7 separate regions of the Mus musculus genome follow, and all the other regions are linked to region 1. A link is a loop called in an ENCODE intact Hi-C map of the cell type or tissue named here. Cell type or tissue: heart. All regions are shown on one strand.

The links. Hi-C counts contacts between places; a loop is a spot of excess contacts. Peaks named below come from ENCODE experiments on the same cell type or tissue, not always from the same donor. Only the 100,000 strongest peaks of a DNase experiment are listed, where the experiment ranks them.
Region 2: it touches region 1 in a loop (6-fold over the local background); 9 of 42 quality-filtered maps call a loop at or near these places.
Region 3: a loop joins it to region 1, with 4 times the contacts of the local background. A loop is called at or near these places in 7 of 42 quality-filtered maps.
Region 4: a loop joins it to region 1, with 2.2 times the contacts of the local background. A loop is called at or near these places in 7 of 42 quality-filtered maps.
Region 5: it touches region 1 in a loop (4-fold over the local background); 4 of 42 quality-filtered maps call a loop at or near these places.
Region 6: a loop joins it to region 1, with 10 times the contacts of the local background. A loop is called at or near these places in 22 of 42 quality-filtered maps.
Region 7: it touches region 1 in a loop (2.3-fold over the local background); 4 of 42 quality-filtered maps call a loop at or near these places.

Annotation. Positions count from the first base shown.
Region 1 is chr3:108,561,772-108,565,771 of GRCm38, reverse strand. Tmem167b (transmembrane protein 167B) reads left to right here and starts at 3,306. Exons shown (of 3, transcript NM_026198.2): 1 at 3,306-3,501. The coding sequence starts at 3,492. In heart, CTCF peaks have their summits at 2,236 (motif pointing right) and 3,499; DNase peaks (open chromatin) are centred at 2,221, 2,661 and 3,301; H3K4me3 peaks cover 1,871 bases; H3K27ac peaks cover 1,705 bases.
Region 2 is chr3:108,651,461-108,655,460 of GRCm38, reverse strand. Clcc1 (chloride channel CLIC-like 1) reads right to left here and starts at 1,548. Exons shown (of 12, transcript NM_145543.2): 1 at 1,481-1,548. In heart, a CTCF peak has its summit at 2,363 (motif pointing right); a DNase peak (open chromatin) is centred at 1,560; H3K4me3 peaks cover 2,147 bases; H3K27ac peaks cover 984 bases.
Region 3 is chr3:108,443,202-108,447,201 of GRCm38, reverse strand. It overlaps Sars (seryl-aminoacyl-tRNA synthetase), which reads left to right and starts at 1,943. Exons shown (of 11, transcript NM_001204979.1): 1 at 1,943-2,205. The coding sequence starts at 2,070. In heart, CTCF peaks have their summits at 957 and 1,961 (motif pointing left); DNase peaks (open chromatin) are centred at 1,951, 2,391 and 2,971; H3K4me3 peaks cover 2,597 bases; H3K27ac peaks cover 1,906 bases.
Region 4 is chr3:108,280,916-108,284,915 of GRCm38, reverse strand. Sort1 (sortilin 1) reads right to left here and starts at 852. Exons shown (of 20, transcript NM_019972.3): 1 at 476-852. The coding sequence starts at 775. In heart, a CTCF peak has its summit at 2,377 (motif pointing left); a DNase peak (open chromatin) is centred at 935; H3K4me3 peaks cover 1,868 bases; H3K27ac peaks cover 2,320 bases.
Region 5 is chr3:108,209,003-108,213,002 of GRCm38, reverse strand. It overlaps Atxn7l2 (ataxin 7-like 2), which reads left to right and starts at 2,476. Exons shown (of 11, transcript NM_001289545.1): 1 at 2,476-2,658. The coding sequence starts at 2,532. It overlaps Sypl2 (synaptophysin-like 2), which reads left to right. Exons shown (of 6, transcript NM_008596.1): 6 at 1-737. In heart, CTCF peaks have their summits at 341, 1,912 and 2,111; DNase peaks (open chromatin) are centred at 422, 2,452 and 2,672; H3K4me3 peaks cover 2,470 bases; H3K27ac peaks cover 2,551 bases; H3K27me3 peaks cover 347 bases.
Region 6 is chr3:108,399,608-108,403,607 of GRCm38, reverse strand. It overlaps Celsr2 (cadherin, EGF LAG seven-pass G-type receptor 2), which reads left to right. Exons shown (of 34, transcript NM_017392.4): 6 at 230-387; 7 at 740-903; 8 at 1,035-1,160; 9 at 1,505-1,671; 10 at 1,921-2,208; 11 at 2,288-2,462; 12 at 2,689-2,830; 13 at 2,985-3,105; 14 at 3,543-3,726; 15 at 3,890-3,991. Among named protein-coding and RNA genes, the nearest start is that of Celsr2, 14 kb to the left of the region's middle. In heart, a CTCF peak has its summit at 1,699; a DNase peak (open chromatin) is centred at 1,707; H3K4me3 peaks cover 569 bases; H3K27ac peaks cover 573 bases; H3K27me3 peaks cover 1,537 bases.
Region 7 is chr3:108,909,555-108,913,554 of GRCm38, reverse strand. It overlaps Prpf38b (PRP38 pre-mRNA processing factor 38 (yeast) domain containing B), which reads left to right and starts at 1,826. Exons shown (of 6, transcript NM_025845.3): 1 at 1,826-2,391. The coding sequence starts at 2,113. In heart, a CTCF peak has its summit at 2,329; DNase peaks (open chromatin) are centred at 1,774 and 2,364; H3K4me3 peaks cover 3,314 bases; H3K27ac peaks cover 2,320 bases.

The DNA.
Region 1 (4,000 bases):
TGGCAGGTACCCCACTTCTTGGTGTTTGGCCCTGCTGTCCAGGAGCTCTGCCTTCTTTCTCTTAAGCTTCCTCTGATAAAACTTTTAAACTCACTCTCTGTGGGCTATGAGTTTCTTTTTTCAAATTCAAGAGAGAACAGCCTGAAGCCACTGATCCACTGAGCTCCTGGCACCTTAACTCCTGGATTAACGCCCATCTCTGGCAAGAGACAAGGCTTCCAGCAAACTCAACAGTAGTACTTTCCCAAAATATTTTTATTGAACATAGTTTTTAGAATATATAAATCTTTCATGCTAAATAGGATATCAAATTACAAATTTTCTATCAAAGAGACCAATGTGGCTAGTAAAATGGCTCAGAAGGGAAGGAGGCTTGCTTCTAAACCTAACAACGTGAGTTTGGTCCCCAGGCCCCTCGTGGTAGAAGGAGAAAACTCACTTCTTTGAGCCGTCTTCTTATCTCTACATGTACACACACACACACGTACACACAGAAAAACACACAGAATAAAGAAATGCAAAAGAAAAGTGATATTTGCAAGCCGTGGAGCAGAATGGGTTACCAATGGAGTTAGCAATGAGAAAAATGGATTTTGTTTACAGATGTATTAAGAAAAAGCGAGAAATAACTTCTAAGAATGGGAGGAATGCCTTTCTTTTCTTTGACACTACTGAGGATTGAACGCAGAACTTTGAACCCATTAGGCATGTGTTCTATGGCTGAGCCACATCTCTGGCCCTTGTTTTATTGAAATGAAGTCTCACTACATGGCAAAGGCTGATCTGAAACTCACTCACTCACTCACCCACCCACCCACCCAAGTTGGTTTCCAACTTGACATTCCCCCAGCTCAGCCTGTTTTATTTTTATGTATGTGTGAGTGGTTTGTCTGTGTGTATATTTGTGTACCACAAGCCTGCTTGTGTGCCCACAGAGTCCAGAACAGCAGTGTGGGGCCCATGTAGAAGAAACTCAAAGTAATAAAATTAATGTTATAGAGGACTTAATGATAGATTTCCTTCACACAAGTAGAATTTAGCTACTTTTGCCTCCAAAATAATTAAAGGTAAGTAGCATGCTAACCAGCTCTGTTAGATAAATGAAGTTTTGGATGCTAGGATATAAATGTTTATTCATCAGGAATGACCAGCACACATTAGATCATATCTGCCATTAGACAGAATTGATTGAAGTGTACTTTGGGACTGGGACCCAAGATGACAGTGTTTGTGAAATGCATGCTTGTGAAGTGTATAAGCCAATGTGTATATGAGTTAGTGTCTTAGAGTTTCCATTGCTGTGAAGAGACACCACGGCCAAGGCAACTCTTACAAAGGTGCTGGCTTAGAGGTTCAGAGGTTCAGTCCACTATCATCATGGTTGGAAGCATGGCAGTTGTCCAGGCAGGCATGGCTCTGGAGGAGCTGAGGGCTCTGTATCTTGATCTGACTACAGCCAGGAGAAAGGGTCTAAAAGCCCACCCTACAGTAACACACTTCCTCCAACAAGGCCACACCTCCTAATAGTGCCACTCCCTGGGCCAAGCATACTGAAGCTACCAGTTAGTACAATCCTGTCAAGGCTGACTCTAATTTAGGCATTAACCACAGTCAGCCAGGCACTTTAGTACAGATCTTTGCCTTCATCTCTAAGTGTGAGGAACAATTTTTATTATTATTTCTACAACAGGATCTCCTGGAACCAGAGGAACATATCGTTGTGAGCCATCACTTGGATGCTGGAAACCTAACGAAGGTCTTAACAAGAGAAGCAAATGCTGTCAACCACTAAGCCATCTCTGCAGTCCTGTCTTGCTTTGTGGAATGTCCTGTGTGTATACACACATATGTAATCCAAGTGATTATATTAGTGATTATGTTAGGGTTTTTCTATATATCTTTTGGTTTTTGATGCTGTAATTTCTTAATTTGAGTATATTTTTTTCAATGACTCTTTTTTTTCTTCTTCTGGTTTTTCAAGACAGGGTTTCTCTGTATAGCCCTAGCTGTCCTGGAACTCACTCTGTAGACCAGGCTGGCCTCGAACTCAGAAATCCGCCTGCCTCTGCCTCCCAAGTGCTGGGATTAAAGGCGTGTGCCATCACTGCCCGGCTCAAGTACTCTTTCCTACATCAAACACTGTGGCTACTCTACTAGTGGTTTCCTCCTCTTGACTGTCCATTCCAAGTCTTCTGACAGTTTTGTTCTAGGTAACCAGGCGGTTCACAGCCAGCAGATGGCACTGTAGCAGGAATGGACAGAATTCTTAGGTTTCTGAGTGCAGCACTTTCAGTCAGACTCTAGAAAAGCAGACCCAGCTGTCTATAATTGAAGGTCCCAGTTTACAAAGCAGAACCTAAAGCTTTGTTCCCTGCACGCCAGCCCACCATTAGACTGTCATCATCTAGTCAAAACATCTTCAGAGAAGCCAGGGTACATTTCTGAAGAGGTGAGGCCAGCATGACTTAAACTCTGCAGATAAAGGAAACTATCCTGGTAATTTAAGGAAAAGAAAGTCATTCTAACAAACAGGAAGCTGTCTGAATGCTTCTGACAACCGAAAGCTTTAGGATCGGAAGCATGTGGCTTTTGTTATAGTTTCTTATTCCGTTTACGAAAGTCAGAGGCAGCTTGGCTAGATTTCCGCAAGAAGCCACCTAACAAGGGCTGTCCCAGGAGTCCGAGCAACTACTGTGGTATCCCCCTCAGCACTCAAACTCTCGTCGGGTTTCAGATATTACAGCACATATTACTGCTGCAGAGCATAGAAGCAAAACAAACAAACAAAACAAAACAAAACAAACAAGCCGTGTCCCCAAGAACGGTCCAACTATCCTGACAGTGGTGACGTTTTCAGCTTGGTATGGTAAGATACAGTGACCCTGCTGTAGTATACACACGTGCGCCACCTTACGTGCAATTGCTTCGCATTATAGCCTGGTTCCCAAGTGTTTTCTCTTGGAACTGTACCTGATTTCACTACCAGTTGTCACCTAAATAAGTTGGAGGAAACGGGATGGCTTTCTTTTGTTTCTTGGTCATGAATCACTGGAACCCTAAGTTTTGTTCTCAAGTAGATACAACGGGGAACGACATGTTCTGGCACACTGAACATGTGTCACAGAGCAATCCCTACAGCCTTTATTTTTCAAACACACTGTCTGGGTCCAGTCGGTCTAATTAGACAGGAGCAAGCAGGCGGACTTCCGGTTGCCATGACCACAAAGGAAGCCTCGCCCAACACGCTCTCCTCCCACTACGTAGGGACGCAGACGCTACGCAGGCAGGGCGAGGCTTTGGCTCGACGATCAGCTAATTATGCCTGATTGAGTTCGGCGTTTCTCTCGCTCGGCTCTCGCGCTTGCGTACTACGGCTCGTTCCCCGTCACCACGGCCCGGATCGGGAAGTGTCAAGTGGGAGCCGGGTTCCCCCGCATTTGCAGCCGCCACAGCTGAACCCGGACCCCTCACCCCAGCCGGGCACTACCGCCATGACGAACGGTGAGAGCTGGGGGCCCGAGCGGAGGGTGGCGGTAGAGGACTGGGACCAAACGTGGCGGGCGGGGCTAGACTGACGTGGCCGTTCCCCCCGCCCCCTCCCAGCCCGGCCCCCCTGGACCTTGGGGAGCCCCTAACTCCTGTCTGGGATGCTCCTTGCAGTTTCTCTTTTCTCAAGCCCATCAAGGTACCCTAGTGCCACACCTGACTTTTCGTTATCACCCTTTACTCTCTTTTCTTTCCTAGAAGTTGGTTCTGGCCGCTGGGGAGGTCGTTCACTATAGAATTATGTTGTTAGTCCCCAGGGGAGAGAAGCTGTTATCCAGTTCCCTAAGGTCTCATACTTTCTGACAGTAAGCTGGTTGAAAGGACTTAGTAATGGTATCAAATCCCACCGTTTGCGGGGGAGGTGATTGTAGACAACCCCCAAAGTTTTTTGTTTGTTTGTTTATTTTGTTAATTTAAAAGACACCAAAAAAAGCCTTCATTCGTTTGACTAAAG
Region 2 (4,000 bases), 90 kb before region 1:
AATCAATTGGAAATTCAATCCCTCCTGTCAGAGGCCGGTGGTCATCTAAGACTAGAACTCTTTGAAAACAACAACACTTAGAACTGATCCCACACTTCCTCCAAAGTTGCAATCTGGACCTGCTTCGAGCTTATTTTAAAGACAAGTCTCTGAGATAGGGCCAGCCAGTGCTACATAGACTGACTCGGAAAAACAAAAACATCACAAAAATCTTCCTATGTTGCCTCAGTTTATGAAAAAAACCTGCGTTACTCTATGACTTGTCGGTGGACACCAGTTAGTTTGTATCATTTTCTCATTGCCTCAACTACAACACATGTACTCCAGTGCGCACAATAATAGTATATAAAAAAACATACTCATACAATAATAGAGGACATTTTGTTACTGAAACATATGCTCCTTTAATCCTTACAAAAACTCTTGGAAAGGGCACCACTGTCTCAATCCCAGAAAAAACGGGTAACATGCCCATGGCCTCTGAGCTCTGAGAGGTTCCTTGGAGGTTAGGGTTCAAAAGCGGGTGAGGAAACTCTGCTGGGTCTTATCACACAGGTGGGAAAACCAGAAAAGGGGCTTCTCACAGGGGCGGCCTCTGGCTTAGCTCTTAAGATGTGCAGGCTGATTGACAGCCACGAAATGGAAACCCTCAAGAAAGTCACTGATTTCAAAGAATCAGAGGTCTAACCAACCAGCCAAGCAGGACTAACCGGGTTAAGGGAAGTCAAATTCTCGGTTATCTTAGAAGCGGGAAGTCGCTATTTAGCTCACGCGTGTTCTTGTCCTTTCCTGGCAATTGAGGTTGTTTTTTTCTGTTTGTTTGTTTGTTTGTTTTTCGAAACGAGGTTTCTCGGTGTATCCTGGAAACGCTGTAGACCAGGCAGGCCTCGAACTCAGAGATCCGCCTGCCTTTGCCTCCGGAGTGCTGGGATTAAAGGGTGCCCACCGCCCACCAGACAATTTTCATTTCCAATATGTGCCCAGACAACGCTGAGAAGAGCACTTTTATAATCAGTATCATGGAGAAAACCTGACGTTTTGCACCTAATTATAAACCCACAGACTTACAGCATCAACTAACTTAATATACTCAAATTAAATTTGGAGTTTCATACCATTACTCCAACAAATCCAATATATATATATAATTTTTTGGCCGTCAGTATTTGTTGCAGATTCTGCCAAGGTTTCAGATAACACAAGCAAGGATGCTCTTGCCCCAGGGTGGGCCGCTCGGTATATTCGCAGGGTTAGCCGAGACAAGGGGAATGACTGGCGGGCGCTGTCTACCCGCGTAAGACGGAACAGGGAATCGCCACGGGCCCAGGCCCCGGCACCTCTCACGCTGCCGCGCCGCCTCCCACGCAGACCCGCGGGCCGCCCCGACACACCGAAGAGCGCCCACTCACGTCGAGGGTCCTGCCTGCTCTTTCAGAGGGACCCGGGCCAGCCCGGCCGCGGAAGACGCCGAGCCGCCTACCTCAAACACGGTGCACTCGGACTGGAGTCCCGAGCGGACTCATCGACTCGCTCGGCCCGCAGCTGTGCGGCCTTCCCGCGCGCGTTGCTGATTGGCTGCGCCGCGGGGGCGGAGGCGGGGGCGGGACCAGGCCGCGCTCCTCTGCTCTGAAGTAAGGGCTTTTCAATTACCCAACCACCAGTTCAGTTCAGACGGTCGTGGCTAAAGGAGCCAAGTACGTCTAAATAAGTAAATAAGTAATAAGTAAATAAGGAAAGAAAAGAAAGAAAGAAAGAAAGAAAGAAAGAAAGAAAGAAAGAAAGAAAGAAAGAAAGAAAGAAAGAAAGAAAGAAAGAAAGAAAGAAAGAAAAAGAGAGAGAGAGAGAGAGAGAGAGAGAGAGAAAGAAAGAGGGGGGAGGGAGGGAGAGAAGGAGAGAGAGAGAGATAGAGAGAGAGATCTACTTCGAACATAACTTTCTAAGTGGAAGATAATGGTTAACTAGTACTATATATAGTGAGGGAGGCAAATGGGAGTTTGGACGTAAGGTTTGTTTTGTGTTTATCTTCAACTTCTGGCTTTGCAGTTTCCAAAGTGTCCAAAGAGGAACCCCACCCCAGAAATGAATACAAAAACTAACTGGCAATGAGACACTGTTAGTATTTAATTTGGTATTCTTGGGTATACATACATCATTTACAACTTTTTAAGATTTGTAGTCGTTTTAGATTTATTTCATATGTATGAGTGCTTTGCTTCATATAGTATGTGTTCCACGTGCGTGTCTAGTACATACAGGGGTCAGAAGAGGGGGTTGGATCCCCCTAGATAGGAAGTCCCAGATAATTGTGGCACCAACACGTATTTTCTTTTTAATTCTGATTGTGTTTCTGCATATGAATGCAGTTGCCAGCAGAGGTCAGAGCTGCAGTTGCCAGCAGAGCATCAGGTACCTGAGATGCAGAGTTATCGGTGATCTTGAGCCACAAAACTCGGTTGCTGGAAACCGAACTTGAGTTCTTTTAACAGCTAAGCCACTTCTCCAGCCCCATTGCTACTGTGGCTGGTAGCCTTTCAGATGTAGATGATAAGATCCTACTGCTGTAGCAACCATGTGTGTACAGAAGTCAAGATGGAACTGGACTGAATGCTTACTCTGGAAGGTTAGCTTTCATAACATAAGGATGCCTTATGGAAGAAGTCACCAGCAGTCTTGCCCTGCTGTGACCTTGTATGTTACCCGGCTGCCCTCCCAGGCAAGATGTACCCACATTTGCAATAGTGGCAAACTGTTAAGTGGGTAGCCATCTTCTTTCCAGCTTGATTTGAGGCCCACTCCATAGGAGGGGATTCATGTCCGGCACAGTAGACCTGATCAAATCTGCGTCTGGGAGGTCAATGCCCTAGGGGGGAAGCTACTGTTCTTTTGCTGACTAAATGTATCATACATATCAAGCAGCCTTCCAAATATTTATGTTTACCCAAACATTAGTACTGCCTTCAGCTTTGGGCAAAGAAGCTTCATTTTGCAGTAGTAGTGCTTAATACAGAGACTCATAACTGCTCAAAGTGCTGAGAATAAGTGGCTTGAATGCTCAGCCCTAAATGAAACATCTAACTTGCTCCTTCCAAAACTCAAAGAACATCATTTGGTGGGTTGGGGGGTGGGGGTGGTAATGGTAGAATCTGAGAGCCAGAGGAAGGGTAGAAAGGTAGGCGTGTTGTGGACTCTTGTCTCCCTGGCACGACATGAACTCACTAGTAGCTAAGAACTGTTACAAGGCAGTATCTGTCTTGACGTTGTGAACATGACATGTGAACATGGAACAGGGCTATGGGCAGTTAATGATTGCTTGAGGAGAGGAGGTATTTTCTTCAATGGTATAGCAACTAATTAAGTTGCCAATCTATACTGTAAATAACCTTTCACCTTTGCTCACGTAACCAACCCTAATTAAACTTATATTAGCTGAGTCTCCACTCTTCTTTTTAATAGCATGCATTAATTATAGATAATGGTTTCATCGTATTTTCATGTTTATAATGTATTTTGATCAAACCCACTTATTATAACCCTCTTTTGTCCCCTTCCCCCTCCTCCTGACCCACTTTCCACATCAGTTCTTGTACAGTCACATTTTATTTGTGTGACTCAATAGGTTTAATTATGGATGCTTACACATGAGCATGGATAAGGAGGAGAGATTATGAAGTTAAGGTTATCCTTGGATATAGGGATTTGGGGCCACCAAACTCCTTTATCCATCTTTATTGGTTATTTTCCTGTTGCTGTGATCAGAAGCTCTGACACAAGCATCTTAGGGGAGAGGGGCTTATTTGAGTTCAGAGTTCAGGGGAAGACTGGAAGTCATGAAGCAGGAATGTGACACAGCTAGTCACATTAGGTTCTTGATCCGAAAGTAGAGTGACAAAGGAATGCTAGTGCTCCACTTGCTCTCTCCCTTGTAGCCAGTCCAGTACACCAGTCCATGGGGTGAGGCTGCCCACAGTTAAGGTGGGCCTTCCTACCTCTGTGTCTTAGT
Region 3 (4,000 bases), 120 kb after region 1:
GAGATCTGCCTATCTCTGCCTCCCCAGTACTGGGATTAAATTAGTAAGCCATCACTGCCCAGTAAATAATTTATTTTTATTTCATATGCACTGGTGGGGTTTGTCTGCATGCACGTCTGTTTGAGGGTGCCAGATCCACCGGAACTGGAGTAACACAGAGTTGTGAGCTGCCACCTGGGTGCTGGGAATTGAACCTTGGTCCTCTAAAAGAGAAGCCATCGGTCTTATCTGCTGAGCCATCTCTCCAGCCCAAAGAGAGGTATTTATAAACAATAATAAAACTAATAGAAAAAAAAAACCCTGGAGTTTGTTTTGTTTGTTTTTGAGAGGCCAGAATTTCAAAGTGATTTCTGGAATTACACTATAAAGGACTGATGCACTCCTTAGGCCCCACCTCTCAAAGCACCTGCCATTGTTTTCATACCTTAGATTACACGGATCTTACCCTCTCAGGGGTTCAGTGACCCCCAACACTTTGATGACAGTCTTCAAGTATTTTCTGCAAAGACTGCAGCTCTCTATCCTTAACATTTATTATTATAACTTCTCTTGGCTGCTTTCCATTTTCCAGCCGTCCGATTGCTAGATACTCAGGAAAGTGTTCTTTTTAGGAGAAGACACAGGAAGGGGAGAGCAGGTTTGTGGGTTCCGTGTTAGTTAATGTTTTCTACTGTGTGAGAGCAGTAGGTTTTTGGTTTGGTTGTATGTGTGTTTGGTTTTTGAGACAGATTCTCACTACACAGCTCTGGCTGGCTTGGAGTTCGGTATTTAGAACAGGCTGGCCTTGACTTTACAGAGCTCTCTACCTCCGATGTGATATAAAAGGCACCTACTACTAAGCCTGACTAGGTTTGGGTTTTTTGGAGACATGCTGGCCCTGAACTCATGCACCCGCTGCTCCCACTCACAAGGGATGCACATGGACATGCACTACCACATCTGGCCAAGAGAGGTAATTTCAAATGAGGTCTTCTCACTTTAAGAGTAACAGGTGTGTGTAGGTTGGGCTTGGTGGCACACCCCTTTGATACCAGAGACTCCCCAGGAAGAGGCAGGCATCTCTGTCTGAAGCCAGCCTGGTCTACATAGTGAGCTCCAGGACAGCCAGGCCTATAGATTCTATCTCAACAAACAAAACAAACAAACAGACAAAAAGAATAACTTGAACGTGTTGATAGAATAGCCTGGCAATGCTCAAATTACATAAACATAGAATAGTTTCAATCGTAAATATAAGCTACAACTTCTTGCAAAGGTCTATTGGATTTGGGTGAGGGATATGTGAGAAGAGAGGTGTGCTCATCTCATGGACTGTCTTCTGACACCCAACCCTTCTTCCCCTGGTTTTCAACACAAAACTGTAGCCAAAGCTGCAGGAGACCGGGAGGGGACAAGCTCAGATTATCCTGCCTCCTAGCCTCCCTCCAGTGTCTCTGTTTATTAAGTCCATCAGGGTCTCTAACCTTGTCCTTTTATCTCAGGGGGGCTTGGCAAAGGTTTGTTGCGGGAGGAAGGGGGTAGGGCTAGTATAAAAAGAAAAATAAAGGATGAAATGGCACACATCTTTAATCCCAACATTTTGTTTGAGGCTGGCCAGGTTTACATAGTTGCTAGTCAGAGCTACACTGTGAGACCCTGTATCAAAACAAAAAGCCCCAGGGCTCGAGAATCTTGAGGGTAGGTAACTGGGTGTGTGCTCTGTAATCAAGATAGAGGAAAACTGGCATCTGCAAAGTGCATTGTCTTCCAAGTCAGCTTCGGTCCACACCGAGATACTCCCTTCAACCAGAGGAACCTGAGGCATTCACGATTTCAGTGGGGGGCGATCAGAAGGCCTTTCAGTAAGGAGTTCAGCAGAGAAACAACCCGCATAAGGCTACCACGCCCTTTTCACTTCTCACCACTCCCTCTGGACCCTGCCTAACACTGCGGCTTCCGGCGAGCTAGGCGCCGCCCCCTCCCGGGCTGCCGGGTGCCTGCGCAGTGAGACCAGGTCAGCGCGCAGGCGCAGTGCATCGTCCACCCGCCGCTTACAGTCCTCTCTTAGTGTTAACTGGTGAGGTAGAAGGATGGTGCTGGACCTGGATTTGTTTCGGGTGGATAAAGGAGGGGACCCAGCCCTCATTCGAGAGACGCAGGAGAAGCGCTTCAAGGACCCGGGGCTGGTGGACCAGCTGGTGAAAGCAGACAGTGAGTGGCGACGATGTAAGTACCAGGAGCTCGCAGTATCCCTTGAATCCCTCATGGCTTCAGAGGTCACAGCTTACAGCTTTTGTCAGATGCTCCCGCGACTGGCCGGCTCTACCGGCTTGTCCGTAGAACAAGCTGGGAACCGGGCTTGTCCCCCTCTCCCTGCAGCTCCCGCGGCCTGGGTCCCTCCCCGCGCGTGCTCTATGCTGACTGCCGCCAGTGCTTTAGGAAGGAGCTGCACGCACGCACGCGCAGGGAGAGCTGTCAGGCCCTTGCGTAGCTACAGCAAGCCAGAGCTGGAGTTTTACTTGGGGGGCGGGCTGGGAATTAATTTTCTATACATTTTGGTCATTCTCAGTGTTTTATTCGTCTTTAGCAAACCCAGCGTAGTCCTCCGGGTTTTGCAGGGATCAAAGGCTGCTCTCTCAGACTGAGTGACTTCTGCAGCACCCTAGGATTACTCCACCCCAGTCGAACCATCTGGGGACTTTGGAGGCTACTCTTGACTAAATGCAGTGACCCTGAAATTTGGGGTGGCCACTTCTCCAACCCTGAAGGCATACCTTTAAGAATCAGGCTTTTCCGTGCTAGATCAGATAGGACGGAGGGGTGCTGTAAGGCAAGAAAAAGCTTGTAATTACTGAGGATGGTTGTGATTTGTGGTAGTTTTCTGGAAAAGACGTTGGCAGCGTAGAAGTGACCCATCGTCATTCAGGAAATTAAAAGAAGCTCTAGAATCCTCTGCCTCCCAAGTGATCACCTGGCAGACCGGATGTTGTCAGTGGCATGTGACTCGGGTAGTCTGATGCAATAGGTCTGCAACCAGCTGAGAACCTGGTTTATAAGAGCACTGCTAAGGCAATCCCACGATCCAAGAGTGTCTCCCTCCTACTCCCACCCTCCAAAATAAACAGGATTTCTTTCTCTCTGTAGCCCTGGCTATCCTGGAACTTGCTCTGTAGACCAGGCTGGCCTTGAACTCAGAGATCCACTTGCCTCTGCTTCGAGAGTGATCAAGGGTGTGTGCCACCATACCCATAGGGGTGTTTTGTGGACATGATTTTACTGTTAAAAAGCTTCTTTGGTATCAAAACATATTTGCTTAGCTGACAGTTGTGTACCTGTTCTGTATGTCTCAGGTACTCTAATAGGGTAATTTGTCAGAGTTTACACTTGGACCAAAAGTTTTGAATTGGTCTAAACTGAACTCCCCTTTTTTGTTTAAGATAAAGAATATTTGGGGGGTACCTGCCTTTAATCCCAGGACTCTAGGGGTCAGAAAGAGATAGATGTCCGAGATTGAGACTAGCCTGGTCTACATAGTGAGTTTCAGGCCAGTCAGTGCTACATAGTGAGAGCCTCTCTTGGAAGGAGATACTCTGAGATGGACTTGGTGGCATTCACATATTATCCTAACACAAGGTAGTCGGAGGCAGGAGGATATGCATTTCAAGGCCAGCAGACCCTGCCTCAAAAACAAAACACCTTGGTTCCGAGCACCTTGCCTTGAATCATAATCAGAAATAGCAAGATTTCTGTACCTATCTATTCTGACTAATGTGATTTTAAATATGTTAGTGGTCTCTTGCATAGAATGTGCACATATAGGAAATTTTGACCCTTACCTGAAGAGATATTGGTAGGTTCTTTAGGGATCAATAGTATAGACAGGCATTAAAGGACAACTTTAAAAAGTGAGCGTTTGTTTTCAAGATGAGGCCTGGCAATTTTGTCCAGGCTAGTGTAGAACTCAGTGGGCCCAAGTAGTCCTCTCCTCTCAGCTGGGGGTCCAGATCTGCCTCCACGCCTG
Region 4 (4,000 bases), 280 kb after region 1:
CTATGGAAACACAAGCCATGACCTAACAACTGCTGTGGGATTTCTGGACGTCAACCTCAAAAGTACCGACCCAGGGAGGGCACACCTCTGCTTCTGGGCTGTCCAACTTCTGCGATCACTCAAGGGGTAATTATGCCTCCAGCTTCCTGGTAGGTACCAGCGTTGGTGGACCCGGCGTTCTATATTCGGGGTGGGGGTTGGGGGGGGGGGGGGATGACCGGGAGATTCTGACAACTTAAGAAGCAGAAGCAAAGAATGCAGCGAGTCAAAGTCTCGGATTGCCTCGGCTATGACGACACACAGCCCCACGGGCCGCAGCCACCCCGGCCCCCGCCGCCCCCGCGCCTCGCCGCCCTCCGCAACCGGGGTCTCGCGCTAGCCTCGAAGCGTGCAATGGGAGCGGAGCGGCCGCCTGGGGCCGCGGGCCCGGAGGGGCGACCCAACCGGGGCGGGCGCCCGGGCCTCGCGCGCTCACCTGGTGCGTATTGTTGGTCAGCTTGGCGATGAAGTCCGGGAGGCGGCCGCAGTCTTGGTCCTCGGCGGGCGCGCCGCGGCGCCAACGGCCAGCGCGGGGGACGGGGCCCCCGGGCGCGGCGGCGCGCAGCCCCCAGCTCACCCCGACCGGACCGGCCCAGCGCAGCAGAGGAGGCGCGGGCGGCGGCGGCGCGTCCAGCCGGTCCTGGCCGACGGCGGCAGGAGGCAGCAGTTGAAGGAGCAGGAGGAGGCCGAGGGGCCAGCGCAAAAGGCCGTCCGCAGCTCCCCGGGGCCGCTCCATCGCTGCCGAATGCAGACGCCGCTGACACCTGCCACCCGGCGCGCCCGCCCACCCCCGCCGGCGCTGCGCCACACCCCCGAGCTCGGCCCCGCGCTGCTTGGATACGCGCAGCCGGGCCTCTCCTCCCCAATAGGCTGGCCGCCTGTCCTTCTTTCCCGGCCCACTCCTCATTGGCTCGCGTCGCCTCCGGCTTCGGGGGTCCTGGATTCGGATGCCAAGATGCGGGACTGATTGGCTGGAACGTGGCAGGGACGGCTGAGGTCATTCTCCACCGTCGCTCGGCGTCTGCGGGCTGGGCTCCCGGAGTTGGCCTAGGGGTTACCCCTCTCCCCTCCCCGCTCAGCCTGCAGGTTGGCGGCGCTTCCGGAGACCCTCGGGTTAGGGTTGGGTCACGTTGCCGCCTTCTCCACCCTCCTCCCAACCCCCCTCCAAACGCTCCTAAAAATTTCCTTCGGTGGAAACCGCGCCTGGGAAAGCCAGGGAATCCCTGAACTACTACTCTCAGTTGGAAAAGGGGCTCCGACATAAACTGGTACATTAGGATTTTAACCCCGGCTCGCTGGCTCGCCCATTGTCTGCTGAAGGAGCCAAGAAGGTGAATGCGAAAATCCTATGGGGCAGATGAACATCATTACACCCGTGTCTCATGGAAGCCGCAGAAGTCTTTCCAACATGTTTGGCCTCAGTCACCTTCCTCATCTGCAGGGAGGTAGTCAAGAGGCGAAAGTACTTTTTGGCTTCTGCGGACTTGGAAATGTAGGTAGCTTTGCCACCAAGTGTAGGTATACGGGAAGAGAATTGCCTAAAGCCCACTTTATATATTATCATTTTAGTACAGTCACATTCTGATTTTAGTTACCTAAAGCACCCTTAGCCCTGCAGTAAGTGCATCACACCAATTCCCTCACTGAATATGATGCCTCCTAAATGAATACCCACCTCCAGCAAATAACCTCCCCACTGTTCCCTACACCGCAGAAGCTGCTCACACAACTTTTAGAACATGCAGTGCTGGTAAAACCAGTTCTAAATCCTTAACTTCACTCCACCTCTTCCCAACATTTCAAGTTGTTCAGTCGGAACTCAGGAAGCCAGATAAAAAGATACAAAGTATGCAAAATGTTATACCAGAGTGGAAGCCATTGGAAGTTACTTTTAACTTTAACAGTAAACTCAAACGGCAGGCCTACCCGAGTATGCACACGGAATAGTACAAACAAAACTATTTACGTACTCGGGAGTTTTTCCTCTCCCCAAAACCACAGTAAGAAGGGAGCTGTGAAGCTCTGGAAAGCGGAACAGGATGGCAAATCAACAGAAAAGCCCTCCAGTTTCTGAGCCACTGAACAAGATAAAAACTGATGAGTGTGTTTTCTTTCCAGAAATATAAACGCCACATTATTTATTTTTAAGCACAACTTATTTTTAATTCGTGTCAAGTATGGATTAGATCACAAGGCAGTCAGTTACAGTAGCATGTGACCAGTTACGGAGGGGAAAAAGGGGGCTACAAAGGAATATTTCTTTGTTTGGGTGACAAAGATGAATGGTCTATTGTCTTACTATGGGGAAAGAAGAAAGCTAACTCAACAGTGCTACCTGCTGGAGAAACTACCAGATACATCTTTTAGCTATTTAGTTCCATTAACGTTTAGATTTTGTCAGTTTGTTGAACTGGGGAGTCTTTTTTTGTAGCCCAGGGTGGCTTAGAGTCTTTGATCCTCCTTCACCAGCCTCCCAAGCAAAAATATCAATATGAAGTAATTATCACAAAGCTATACCTTTTTGTATGTAAGATCATTTCTTGAACACAACATTTAAAGAAAAGTAACCATCTCTTTGAATTATTCACATTGTAATTATAGCAGATAATGATACTTACTGTTCTCAGTTATACAGACATCCTGCCTTAGCAATAGGAGGGACTGTAAGCTGGAGGGCTACACTATGTTTTCCCTTCGCTTTTTTCTCTGTATATTCTTGAGTGACACACCTCTTCAAAGCAACGTATTCTTTTCCACATCTGCATTAATCTATAGTGTTAAAAGCAGTACTGGACCTGGAGCAACGGCTCAGCAGTTAAGAGCTTACAGGATACCTGGGTTTAGATCCCAGCACCCACGTGGCAGCTCACAACCACCTGTAACTCCAGTTCCAGGGGATCCAATGCATTCTTCTGACCTCCTCAGGCTCCTCATATATACTTGGGTACATGTGCGTGCGCGCGCGCACACACACACACACACACTCACTCATACACATTAGAGATGATTGCCTCTTTTTCCCACTAGAGGTACTTTTCTTAGACTGTGGGAGACTACAGATGACCTTTCACAGCTATGACAGCTTCCCAATAAAATTCTTAAATGACTGGTGGTTAGAATATGCTTGGGCCAGAGAGTGGCACTGTTAGGAGATGTGGCCTTGGAGTGTGTCATTGTGGGTGTAGGCTTTAAGACCTCATCCTAGCTGCCTTGAAGTCAGTCTTCTCTAGTGGCCTTCAGATAAAGGCCTCCTGCACCATGCCTGTCTGGATGCTGCCATGCTCGAACCTCTGAACCTATAAGTCAACCCTGATTAAATGTCCTTATAAGAGTTGCCTTGGTCATAGTGTCTCTTTACAGCAGTGAAACCGTAAGACAATGACTAAGTTGATACAAGATTCCAGGGGCTAAATCTCACATGATACAGGATTAACATCATAACAGGATTAACATCAGTAGAAATCTGCAGAATGTTGAAAATAAACCCAAGTTGCTTTCATTGTATGTGTGGGCAAAACTTCTTCCTTTGCTGAACTGATGTTTTCAAATGTGTTTCAGCACACGCTACTTTTCACTACACTGAATTTTGTATGAAATCAGCTACCATATTACTACTATTTAGTATCAGAGTACAATTTCCTAATGAAAGATTACACAAAGCCCAGCAAATAATTCCTAAGCCATCAAATGAACCGCAATTGACTAGAGGACTAGCCATGCTTCAGCCAATGCAAACCACATCTCAAATTGCTGTTGAGACTTGCTGGTTACTCAAGACTTGGTGATCTGAAACCTTGAAAATCTTGAGATCAAGTCCCAACAGGTTTTTGCTAATTTAAAACAATTTTTAATTTTTAAAACTCCTGTGGATATTGTCTTCATGTCTACATAGCAGGTGTATGCCTGGTGTCTGAGGAGGCCAGGAGAGAGTGCATCCCTGCCACTGGAGTTATAGATGATG
Region 5 (4,000 bases), 350 kb after region 1:
AGTTTTGCCTCCAGCTCCAGAGGTACAAAGAACAAAAGAGTGACCATTTTTCTTCAAACAAGTCCCTGTGGGGATCTGGGAGCAGCTTCGACTCAAACTGTGTTTGGATTCTGCGTCTATATTTATAATTTATTTGAACTGTGACGGATAAAGTGTTCTCATTTGGGGCCCAAGTTAGCAACTGGCCCATCAACTACTTTAGAGTAGGAGTTATCCACTCCCACCGAGCATTCGTACTCCAGGGCTCGCTCTAGGGTTGAAAAGGCTCTTCCTGGCAAGAGTCTGGCTATGGCCAAGAGAGTCTTGATTTAGGCTATGGTCTTTCCATGGCCGCCGGAAGAGGAAAGACCAGTTCACCTCATTACCTCCAGGGGGCTGGGCAGCAGTAAGTGCCAAGGGCAGCTCTGTCCTCATGAGACTCGTGTCCTCTCCAACCAGGGCTGGCACCACCACTTTGCCTAGTCAGGCCTGAAGCGGGAGAGGTGTCTGGTTTCTCTAGCTATTGCAGGAGGCCAACAAGCAGGGAACTTGCCCTTTGCCCTGGTAGACTTTACCATGTGGAGACGCCTATCCAGGACCTTTCTTAGACATGAGTCCCCTTCAACATCCTGACCATGGGCCTCCTATTTCTGGGATTGCAGATCGAGGATGTGGGGAGAATGTTGCATGTTGTTCTGTGGTGCTTGTTACTACACATTTGAATAAACAGTGCTGCGAACATTTGCCAAGAAGAAGCCAAGACCAGAGGACTTCTGGGGATTTTTTTCCCCTTCTCCTTTTCCCTCGCTCTATGTTCTTGGACAAATTTCAGCATTTCTACCAAGACACTCCTCTCCTTGCAACTCTGAACCCCAGGCAACAGAGTCTGCTGGCTAGGCAATTGCTTCTGGCAAGCCCCAGTCTAGTGACATCGACTCTTTTGGCGGCACCCAATTACTCCAAAGAAACCAAGACTCATTAGCAAACTTGGACCAAACTCAAAAGGCAAAAGACAGTGGCTTCCACAATGCTGCCTCCGTTTGCTCTCCTACCATCTGTGACCCAAAGGACAAATCGAGGGCCATATGCTTCCCTCTTCTCACTGTAGTGTTCACGCTGCACAAACTCACACCTATCCATCTCCTCAGACAGTCACATGTCACATTTACATTCTCTAGAAAAATGTACTTGGGCACAGTTTTACATTTAGTCTCATCAGGTTTCTGGGCCTCTTAGGGACCACCTCTGGGTGGGTCTTAGGTTTAGAACTTCTGCCCTCAGATGTTATTCTTTATGTAGTTAAACTGCTCTTATATGGGAGGCAGAAAGTCACAGACCTTGACTTAATTGCTCCCAAACTTGGCTTCATTTTAGGCAAAGGGATGCAATATGGCGTGATGGGTGAGGTAGTCAAAGAAAAAGAGGATTAATATTTAATTTCCAATGAGAATGGGGACGGAGATGAAGGTAGATTTTTGTCTCTTCTGTGAGGGTGGGAAGAAATATTATCAGCTGAGAAGGTGGGTGATTAAGGTACTTTCTGGACCTTAGCAGAAAAAAAGAAAGAAAGAAAGAAAGAAAGAAAGAAAGAAAGAAAGAAAGAAAGAAAAGAAAAGATAGATATGAGAAACCTCCCTATGCCAAGGCTTCAATAGCAGCTTTTCCAGCGGTGAAAAGATTCACTAGAAAAAGAAGCCAAAATGATGAATGGAGTCAGGGTCCAGCCAGGATTTGGGAAGAGGCGGTGCAGGTTATCGATTGTAGTTCCCAGGAGGAGAGAGACGATCAGCAGAGACACTGCAAACACCAGCAGCCTTGGGGCTACCCTAGTTCTGGGGCTGGTTCTGGATCGGCGATAGCCTTCTGTCATACTGACAGGTGATCTTAGCAAGCTCAGCCAGGTCCTCCCAAACCTAAGACACAGTACTCCAAACCTCCGTTCTGCATCAAGGCAGCGTGCGTTTCCCATAGAGGAACAGCACAGGAGCTGTGGCCCTCCCCCACCCCAAGCCCTGTGTCCTTCAGCACGTCCTGCACACTCCCTCCCCTTGCCCTTCTGATTCACTGCGCCCACCTCCTTGCACCTACCCTATTCGATCTACAGGGGTGCAGAGGCGCTTCGTGGCCGCCAGCCCAGGAAGGGGCGCCAGCCAGCTGGCGGATGCACGGCTTTAGAAGAGTATCTTGGGCAGAAAGAGGTTTGGGGCTCGGGTATGCGCAGTAAGTTTGGGAGAGTGAACTAGTGGCACAAAGGACGTGTACGGAGGGGTTGAAAGAGGATATCCCGAGGCTTTGATCTCTCCTTCCCCGCGTGCGATTGTGCATTTCGGAAGGGATCCCTCGGCTAGCTCCGTAAGCATCGCCACCCCTCCGCAACTACACTTCCCAGAAAGCTGTGTTGAGAGTGAGGTAGTGGCAGGAGGCACGAGCTGCGCTTGCGCAGAGAGTGAACTGGCAAGGTAGGGGGAGAGGGAGGCGTGCCCCCGGTCGGAGGGTGGGGGGAGGGGGCCGCGCGGCGGCGGCGCCAGGGCGGGCGCGCGTCCGCGGCGGTGATGGCGGTGCGTGAACGCGCGGTGGCAGCAATGGCCGCTCTGGAGCGGCGAGTGCCGAGTCTCGATGACTTCGCGGGACAGAGCTGGAGCTCGTGGGTGGAGCGGGCCGACCTGCCTGCGGCAGACGGTGAGTACAGACACATTAGAATCCGGGGACCCCATCACTATCTCCCCTCCCCCCCAGGGCCCCCTCCAGCTGAGGGGAGCCGCCGACTAGAGCCGCCGTCCGGCTCCCCGGCCCCCCAAACAAAGGACCCGCCGGGTCCTAGTGCCCGCCTGCTCAGACACCTTCGCGCCTCCGGGTCCTAGCGCCGGCGTATCGCTCGCAGCCCACCCTGCCCACCTCTGTCTCTGCGGGTGTACAGTACCTGCCCCCCACTTTACTTGCCTTTATCTTTCTTCTCGTGAGCCGTCCTCCAGCTTTTTTCGGTTCTGCACCTGCTCCGGCTCTACCCATCTGCAACAGTCCTCTCCACGTGTTTCCCACGCACCCCACTTCTGTGCCCCCCTCCCCACCCACTTGATTCTTCGCCTTTTGCCCCGCACCTTAGCTTCTTTCAACGTCTCCCTGTCTGCTCAGTTTTCCCGAACCCCCGCCCCCTCTGCTTTAGTTCATCCATCCTCCATCCATCCATCCATCCATCCTCCCGACCTCCCTCTATCAGTCCATCCATACATGACTCCAAGCCTCCATCCTTTCCTGGGCCTCTTGTCCTGCCCCTTGGCTCTCTTCCTTGACCCCTATTTTCTGTAGGCCCTTGAGTGTCTTTGGTGAGCAGGCCTGCAGCCCCTTCTGATCTTTGTCTCCTGGGCCCCAGGGAGCACCTGGCCTCGTGGCCTTTCGGGGTGACAACAAGCATCACACCCCTGAAGAAGTTTGCAAGTGAGAAGAGGTGGAGGAGGAGATCTCATGGAGCGGTCTCTAATGCCACTTGTTCTCTTTTGAGACCTCTGACTTACAGCTCTGTTCTGTCATTCCCCACACTTGAATTTAAGGGACTTAAAAGAGTGGGAGCTGCCCCTTATCTTTTGCATGCCTAACCCACTACCACTTACATCTGGGTATTATGATTGCCAATAATCTTCTCATCCTAGAAAGGGGCCACTCTGTTAGTGAGCATTAGAGAGTCATCCTAGATGGGCATACAGGCCACCCTTGGACTGCCCCCATGCTGAGTGGGCTAAGATGGGGCCCTCGCTGGGTCTAGGTGCACTGAGAACTGGAAATGGACTCAGATTTGGTGACTCAGAATTGATCCCCCCACCCCCACCCCAAGGGACAGGGAGGGGGCTTAGAGGAGGGGGGCGAGGAGTGAGGTAGGGGGATGGGGAAAGAGCTGCTTTGCACAGCTAAGATGTTTTTGTCATTAACCCAGAAACTGAGGTACAAGGGCAACCCCTGGACAAAGCCCCCCTAAGAAGGGGAGGGGCTTGCGTAGCTGATCAAGGAGACTTTGAAGATGCCAAAG
Region 6 (4,000 bases), 160 kb after region 1:
GACGGAGGAATTAGAGGGTCCAGGTCTTGATGCATGCGTTTTTCCAGCCCCGGTTGATATTGTGAGTGGTGAGGGAGGCTGCTCACAGCTCTTGTGCCTGGGAGGGGGATGGGGATGTGCTGTGCAGGGCACCTCCATCCCTCTGGGCGGTCCTCGTCTGTGGGTGTGTGTGCATGGAGAGGTGCAGCCCTATGCCGGGTTGTCTACTGCCTCCCTTCTCTGTCCACAGCCACTGTTGGGTCAGACAGGGCTTCCCCAAGGTCCATCTGAGCAGAAGGTAGCCGTGGTGTCCGTGGATGGCTGTGACACAGGGGTGGCTCTGCGCTTTGGAGCTATGCTGGGCAACTACTCCTGTGCTGCCCAGGGCACCCAAGGAGGCAGCAAGAAGTAAGCGGGGAAGGTGGGGGCAGGAGCGAGGGGGTGAGGGGGGCAGGAGCTAGGGAGAGGGTAGTACGGGCCGAAGGGAAGGGGCTCCAGAGCGGGAGCCAGTCAGATGCGCCCCTTCCTGACACTGGCAATGTTGGAGAGTTAGAGTCAGGTCTTGGCGGATGGTGAGGGAAGGGTATGGGCTGAGAGCACATTTGTATATACTGCAGTGCCTCTACTTCCTGGGCATTGTTCTAAAAGGGCTCCTCAGCCTTGGTCCAAGTGCTCCCTTTCTTGGGCCTAGTGACAGGGTACGGGGTAAGAGAAAAACCATAAACTTAAACCCCTGTGTCTTCACGCTTTCGTCCCCCAGGTCTCTGGACCTGACAGGGCCCTTGTTGCTGGGTGGGGTGCCGGATCTGCCCGAGAGCTTCCCCGTCCGAATGCGGCACTTTGTGGGCTGCATGAAGGACCTCCAGGTGGATAGCCGGCACATCGACATGGCCGACTTCATTGCCAACAATGGCACTGTGCCTGGTATGAGGACCCGGGGTAGGGGCAAGGCTGGGAGCCAACTGCCAAGAGGCTCGGCTGTGCGTGACCTGACCAGCCTGTGTGGTCTTCCAGTCTCTGCTGTTGGTCCCTGAGTCCCTTTCTCTTCCTTCCAGGCTGCCCCACCAAGAAGATCGTGTGCGACAGCAGCATTTGCCACAACGGTGGCACCTGTGTGAACCAGTGGAATGCGTTCAGCTGCGAGTGTCCACTAGGCTTCGGGGGCAAGAGCTGCGCCCAGGGTAGGAGTGGCACCTGCCACAGGTTGGGGCCTGGGTGCTGTCAGTTTGTCTGGGATCACAGGCAGGGCTTGGGGCAGGCTCTGGGCAGGGTTCTGCAAGCTGGGCTGTGGGTGGAAAAGCGTGTCTGGGCAGAGTGAGAAGCTAGGCAGGAGACAAAGGGCCTAGTCAGAGACAGGCAGGCCCTGGGCACAATGTAGGGCCGGCCCGGGACAGGTAAATGCTCTGGAGGGCGGGGCACTGAGAGGATTGGGTGTGAGGGGAGGCAAGGGTCCAGCTCTCATAGAGCTGCCCCGCTTCCGACTCCACTGCTCTGCCCTTGAGTCACTTTTCATCTGCCTTCCCAGAAATGGCCAACCCCCAGCGTTTCCTGGGCAGCAGCCTTGTGGCCTGGCATGGCCTCTCTCTGCCCATCTCTCAGCCCTGGCACCTCAGCCTCATGTTCCGCACACGCCAGGCAGATGGCGTCCTGCTGCAGGCCGTCACCAGGGGGCGCAGCACCATCACCCTGCAGGTGATGCAGGGCACGTGGGAGTGTGGCAAGCCCCGGCTTGGCTAGCGTTGTAGGAGCCTTCAGGGGGTTGGACCCAGGTGGCTGGGCAGGGTTTGGCAGAAGCGAAGAGCTGGCTGGGCCCATTCCGTGGGTCAGTGCTGCCACCTACTGGGTTTAAGGGAAATAAGCAGCCTCCTCTGCCCTCAACCAGGCAGAATGGAAGAACCCATTGATTGAGGTGGTCTGCTGATTTTTCCCCCTCTTGTACAGCTTCGGGCAGGCCACGTAGTGCTAAGTGTGGAGGGCACAGGGCTCCAGGCGTCATCTCTGCGTCTTGAGCCAGGCCGAGCCAATGATGGTGACTGGCATCATGCACAGCTGGCACTGGGAGCCAGCGGGGGCCCTGGCCATGCCATTCTGTCCTTTGACTATGGGCAACAGAAGGCAGAGGGTAATCTGGGCCCTCGGCTGCATGGACTGCACCTGAGCAATATTACAGTCGGGGGAGTTCCTGGGCCAGCCAGCGGAGTGGCCCGTGGCTTCCGGGGCTGTTTGCAGGTGAGTCTCCTCCCCTGACCTCCCATTCCTACCTGGAGCCCTGTTCCACTGAAGGCTAATGCTGCTCTTATCCCTCCAGGGTGTCAGGGTAAGCGAGACACCTGAGGGTATCAGCAGTCTAGATCCCAGCCGCGGGGAGAGCATCAATGTGGAGCCAGGCTGTAGCTGGCCAGATCCCTGTGACTCGAATCCATGCCCTACCAACAGCTACTGCAGCAATGACTGGGACAGCTATTCTTGTAGCTGTGTTCTAGGTATGCTGAGGATGCGGGGAGGGAGAGGGACGGGGGACGGGGCCAGTGCCACGGGTCACACTCCATCTCTAATATGTGGCCAGTCACTTCTTCTCTGAGCCGTCATCTCCTACAGGGTTATGGCTGCCTGGTGCAATGCTTAGAGTGGAAGTAGATAAGAGGAGATGGACAGAAGAGAATGCCAGTAGAGGGTTGGCCCTGAAACTTTTTGGTCCTTCTTGTCCAGGTTACTATGGTGACAACTGTACAAATGTGTGTGACCTGAACCCATGCGAGCACCAGTCCGTGTGTACCCGAAAACCCAATACACCCCACGGCTACATCTGCGAGTGTTTACCAAATTACCTTGGGCCATATTGTGAGACCAGGTAGGTGGGTCAGGGCTTATCTCTGCTGTCACTCTGAGCCCTGAGAGTCTAGCTGAGCTGCAGCCGAGGCTGAAAGGACCACCTGTGGTTGAACCAAGTGGGAGGAGATGTAGTGGCAGAGGGGGCTCAAGCCTGTCTGGGTGTCTTTCTGCAGGATTGACCAACCTTGCCCCCGTGGCTGGTGGGGACACCCCACATGTGGTCCATGCAACTGTGATGTCAGCAAAGGCTTTGACCCAGATTGCAACAAGACAAGTGGGGAGTGCCACTGCAAGGTGAGAGTCCCGAGTGAGCCCCCACTGTGGCACCCTGCCCTGTAGCTTCTGGCCTGCCCCCGCCGGGGAAAGAAGAGGAGTAGAGGATCCGGGCCTTCCTCCGGAGAGCGGAGCACCCCGTGCCTTTGCCATATTAGGCATGGCAAGAGGTCGTTTGCCCTTATATCCAGATGCAGGGGGATCCAGGACCAGTATTGAGGCAGGGATCTCTGGACTAGCCCTACAGGCTGGCTGGCTGCAGCCTATTCTGAATGCTTGGTTTCTCATTGATGAGTTCAACTCCAGGTCATGGGTAGCTCTTGAGAATGTTAAGTCACATTCCCATGAGGACCCAGGGCAGGGGAGACTGTCTCTAGGGAGGCCGCAGCTTGAAGCCTCCACCAGCATCCAGGATGACATCTTGATCCAGTGACCTCCCCCCACATCTTCCCTCCTAGGAGAATCACTACCGGCCCCCCGGCAGCCCCACTTGTCTCTTGTGTGACTGTTACCCCACTGGTTCTTTGTCCCGAGTCTGTGACCCCGAGGACGGCCAGTGTCCGTGCAAGCCTGGAGTCATTGGGCGTCAGTGTGACCGCTGTGACAACCCTTTTGCTGAGGTCACCACCAATGGCTGTGAAGGTAGGACTCTTGGGGCAGGTAGGCTCCCTCCTCACCGTATGCTAAGAGCTTACATTGCAGAGGCTAGAAATGAGGCTGGTTGTGGGTCGGTCGGGGACGTGGAAGGAAGGTTTTGGGGCCTGGACGGAACTGCTTATAGGTGACCATGTGCTCTTCTCCATAGTGAATTACGACAGCTGCCCACGGGCCATAGAGGCTGGGATCTGGTGGCCCCGCACGCGGTTCGGGCTACCTGCTGCTGCCCCCTGCCCCAAAGGCTCCTTTGGTAGGTCTT
Region 7 (4,000 bases), 350 kb before region 1:
CCCCCCCAGTGCCCCCCCCCCCCCCTCAGTCTCCCGTTTCAGTCTCTGTATGTGCTGCTGAAACTAAGATCTGCTCGGAAACTTCCGAACCCAAAAGTTTCCAGGAAAGGACGACAGTATGCGACCAACGATTGGAGTTTGGCGATTCGCACGGCAGGCTGCTCACCTCATGGCATTCAGGAGCAGAGGAGCACTAATGGAATTATTCTGGCCATTGCTGAAGAATGGACTGAAGCCAGAAATAATGCAAGCAATACAAAGTAGACGTCAAGGTCATATTTAAAATTATGCATATGAACTATTTTTCTTTTTTCCAGTGATAGGGCTGAAACTCTTGCTTGCTAATGAAGTCTCTACCTTTGAGGAACATCCTCAGCCCCTAATGCTCATATCCATGAATGAGCACAGGAAAACACGTTTCTGTTGGGATTAAACCAACGTTGCCCATGCTAGCTAGGCACCTCGTCTACCATTAAACTACACCAATAGCCTGATTTTTTTTTAAGTCAGATTATTATACCAGTCTAGTCTTGGCCTCTTGATTGTTCTGCCTCAGTCTCTGGAATGTAAATTTCCTTTCAGACGTAGCCATCAAAACCAACCTAGCCTGATTTAAATACACACACACTATAAGGATGTGGGGTAGCCTTTGGTAAGCATTAAGTTCCTAATGTTTCATCCACACATTACAGACATTTTATTGCCACTACTCCCCACGAAGCACAGCTCCCAGCTTCTTGCCAACTGTGCTATTTTCCATCTCTAAGCCTGATTTTGCTTTCTATGCTTAAGCCATTCTTTGCTCAAATCAGGCTTATTAGATGGTAAATAGTAGATGATGGTCAAAGGCTCCAGCAGCCTCTTAACTCTCAAACACTATTAATCTTAAATTATTAGTACCTTTGAGAACAGATACCCTGATTACTTTCCCACCTTTTCTCCATCTCCATTCCTCACTCCCTTTTCTAAGGCCTAGCCCAGTGCAGCGGTACCATAGAACTAGCATCTCACTACATGTGGTAGCTCAGGACCCAAAATCCCAGTATCTCGAAGGCTGTGGCGTAAAGATTGTCTTGTGTTTGAGGCCAGCCTGAGCTACATGCTAGCCTCAGCTATAGTGTGAGACCCTAATTGAAAATTAAAAAAAAAAAAAAAAAAAAAAAAAAGGTGAGTCAATGGAAGCACTCCACGTAGGGTAGCAGATTTTATGTTTTTTGTTATTTTGAGATTGGATGTCTATGGAACTTGGCTTCAGAATCACAGACCCGTCTGCCCCTTCCTCCCCAGCACTGGAAATAAAGCGGGCGCCACCACACCCAGTTGAGAGTACTTTCTTTAAAGCTCACAACCCAGTTAAAATATTATCCTAATCTTAGGAGAAAAAAAATTTGGGGCCGTCTACGACTTCCGGTAGGACACTATTACCTCTGCGAAAGCCTCAAGGACTCTATCGGAGTCAATTCCCTGACTCTAGTCCTTTCTGGAGAATCTAACAAAATTAACTCATGAGACTTCGACCGCTCCGCAGGAGCAGTCACGCATCCGTCCAGAACACAAGTGTCACGAGACCCTCTTCCTGCCTCGAGAAAAATCAAGCAACGGATGCAAACTCTAAAACATAGCAACTGTGTCCAGACCCCCTTCCCCCTGGGCCAAAGTCCCAGGAGGAAGCCACCAGCCCGGCACACAGACCACCGGAGCCGAGCCAACACGCAACGACCTCGCGCAACCAGGAAGAGGAATAGCCTGCACACACGGGCGGCTCTGATTGGCCACGGCCTTAGCTCGAACGCCCGGGCGTATGGCGTCACTTCCGCTGGCCCCGCCATCTTGTTCCCAGGGGCAGTTGGCGGAAGAGATCGAGCTCCTCTGCTGCCCGTTCTGCTTTGCGTCCGGAGTTCTCCCCGCCTCGTTTTTGGCGTCCGTCTCGGGCCCGGGCTCCCGTGTGTCGGCGTCCCAGTTGCAGTTTCCCGCTCGGCTGGGGCACAACGCGGCGGGCTCCTTGCCCCGACGGCCTTCCATGGAGTAGGTCCGGGACCGTTGTCCCGAAGAGCGCGATCGAGCTTGGCCTCCCTCCTCCCGCCCGCCCTCCTTCCTTCCTGCCGCGGCACCATGGCCAACAACAGCCCCGCGCTGACCGGCAACTCGCAACCGCAGCACCAGGCGGCCGCGGCCGTGACCCAGCAGCAGCAGCAATGTGGCGGCGGCGGCGGCGCCACCAAGCCGGCGGTGTCGGGCAAGCAGGGCAATGTGCTGCCGCTGTGGGGCAACGAGAAGACCATGAACCTCAACCCCATGATCCTCACCAACATCCTGTCGTCGCCTTACTTCAAAGTGCAGCTCTACGAGCTCAAGACCTACCACGAGGTGGTGGACGAGATCTACTTTAAGGTACGCATCCTCTAGGCCGCGTGTCGGGGGTAAGTTCGCCAGAGCGGGGTGTCGGATACCGTGGATGCACCCCCTTTCCCTCCCTCCTGAGACCCGCGGATTTGGGGGAGGGGGAAAGTTGGCGGAGGGAGAAGTGAAGCTTGGGGCTGGTTTGGGACGGGTCGGGCTAGGGCCGCCCTCTTTTTTTCCTTTTCAGGTTTTGTTTTTTTTGTTTTGTTTTAATAGCCGGGCGAGCCCGCCACAATCGATCTTTAACCTACCCCAACCTCCTGCCTATCCCTAGGGAGCTGTTGGGCAAGAACTCTAGGGGAGAGGAGAAAAGTAATACCAGAAGCCTGTCCAAGTTCACCATTTTTTAAAAAAATGACTCCTTTTTACCTGTGTCGACTAAGCACTAACTCGGTGCTTCTGCCGCTGCCCCCCGGGCCAGCGGAATTACTGAAGTAATTACTTCAATGTCGGCCTCGTGCTCTTCGTTAAGCTCTCCAATCCCGACAGAAATTGGCCAGTGAGTGTGTCGGGTGGGCCGGGAGGGTTGAGGGTGGCGTGGAGTGCCAGGGCAAAAGAGGTGTACAGAAGGCCTGGAAATTTTTCCCAGCAGGAAGTCAGGAGTCGAAGGTGTCAGCCACCTGTGCGTTGGGCATAATTAGAATGCTCTGGGCCCTGGGCTTCTTTCTGCGGCAGGGTCGGTGCTGGCTTGGCTGTGCTGGGGAGCTCACCTGGCGCCTCCTCACTGCACTCTTGTCTCAGTTCTTGTTTCGTTAGCAGGATTGACTCAGTCTTGCAGCGAGGCTCGGAGCAGCCCAGGGTCGCAGGTAGAGGTATGCACTATTAATCATGCTCAATCGCCAATAAATGCATTTCCCTGGTTAAATGAATGGCTAATTAGGTTTATTTTTACCGGTTTGGTGTTGGGCCATTGATTTTGGTCTCACTAACTAGAGTCTCCACTTCCCTACAAATTAGGTAGTTTAAAAAATAACCTTCCAGGCCTCCGAGGTTAATTTATATTTTAATGAGTATTAATAGTCTTCATGTCTTCAAGCATTTTCGCTAGAGCATGTAAAGTAAAACACATCCAATTTTTCTTGTCTTGACATACACGTGGAGATGTTAACGAAAAGAGATTCTGTATATTTTACCTACTTTTCTCCCAGCCACTTGTTCAGGTTAATGAGAGATTTTTGAGGTACTAATTGCTTTTTATAGACAAACCTTTTAACTTTGTATATATAAAATATACACGTACTCTTGGTGTTCTTTTACAAAAGCTATTAAGTAGGTGTAACTAATACTATGAAGTAGTTTTTTTAAACTAGCTTTTAAAAGGTAAGGCCTTTTCAGTGTGGATGCAGCATGGTGAGTGATGATTGTGGATGCAGTTAACTTTGAAAATTTGGGTCCCTGTACCTTTGTGACAGGTTGTTTTAAAATAGAGACTAATATTTCAACTTAATTTCAAATGTATTCTGAAAAACTTATTATATTAGAAAGTATGTTTAAATTCATTTTTAAAACTAAAATGGGGGGGTGGGAGATGCCCCATGGACTAAGCATTTTTTGCCTTTGCGGAGAACCTAAGTTCAGGTTCCACCATCCACATCAGGCA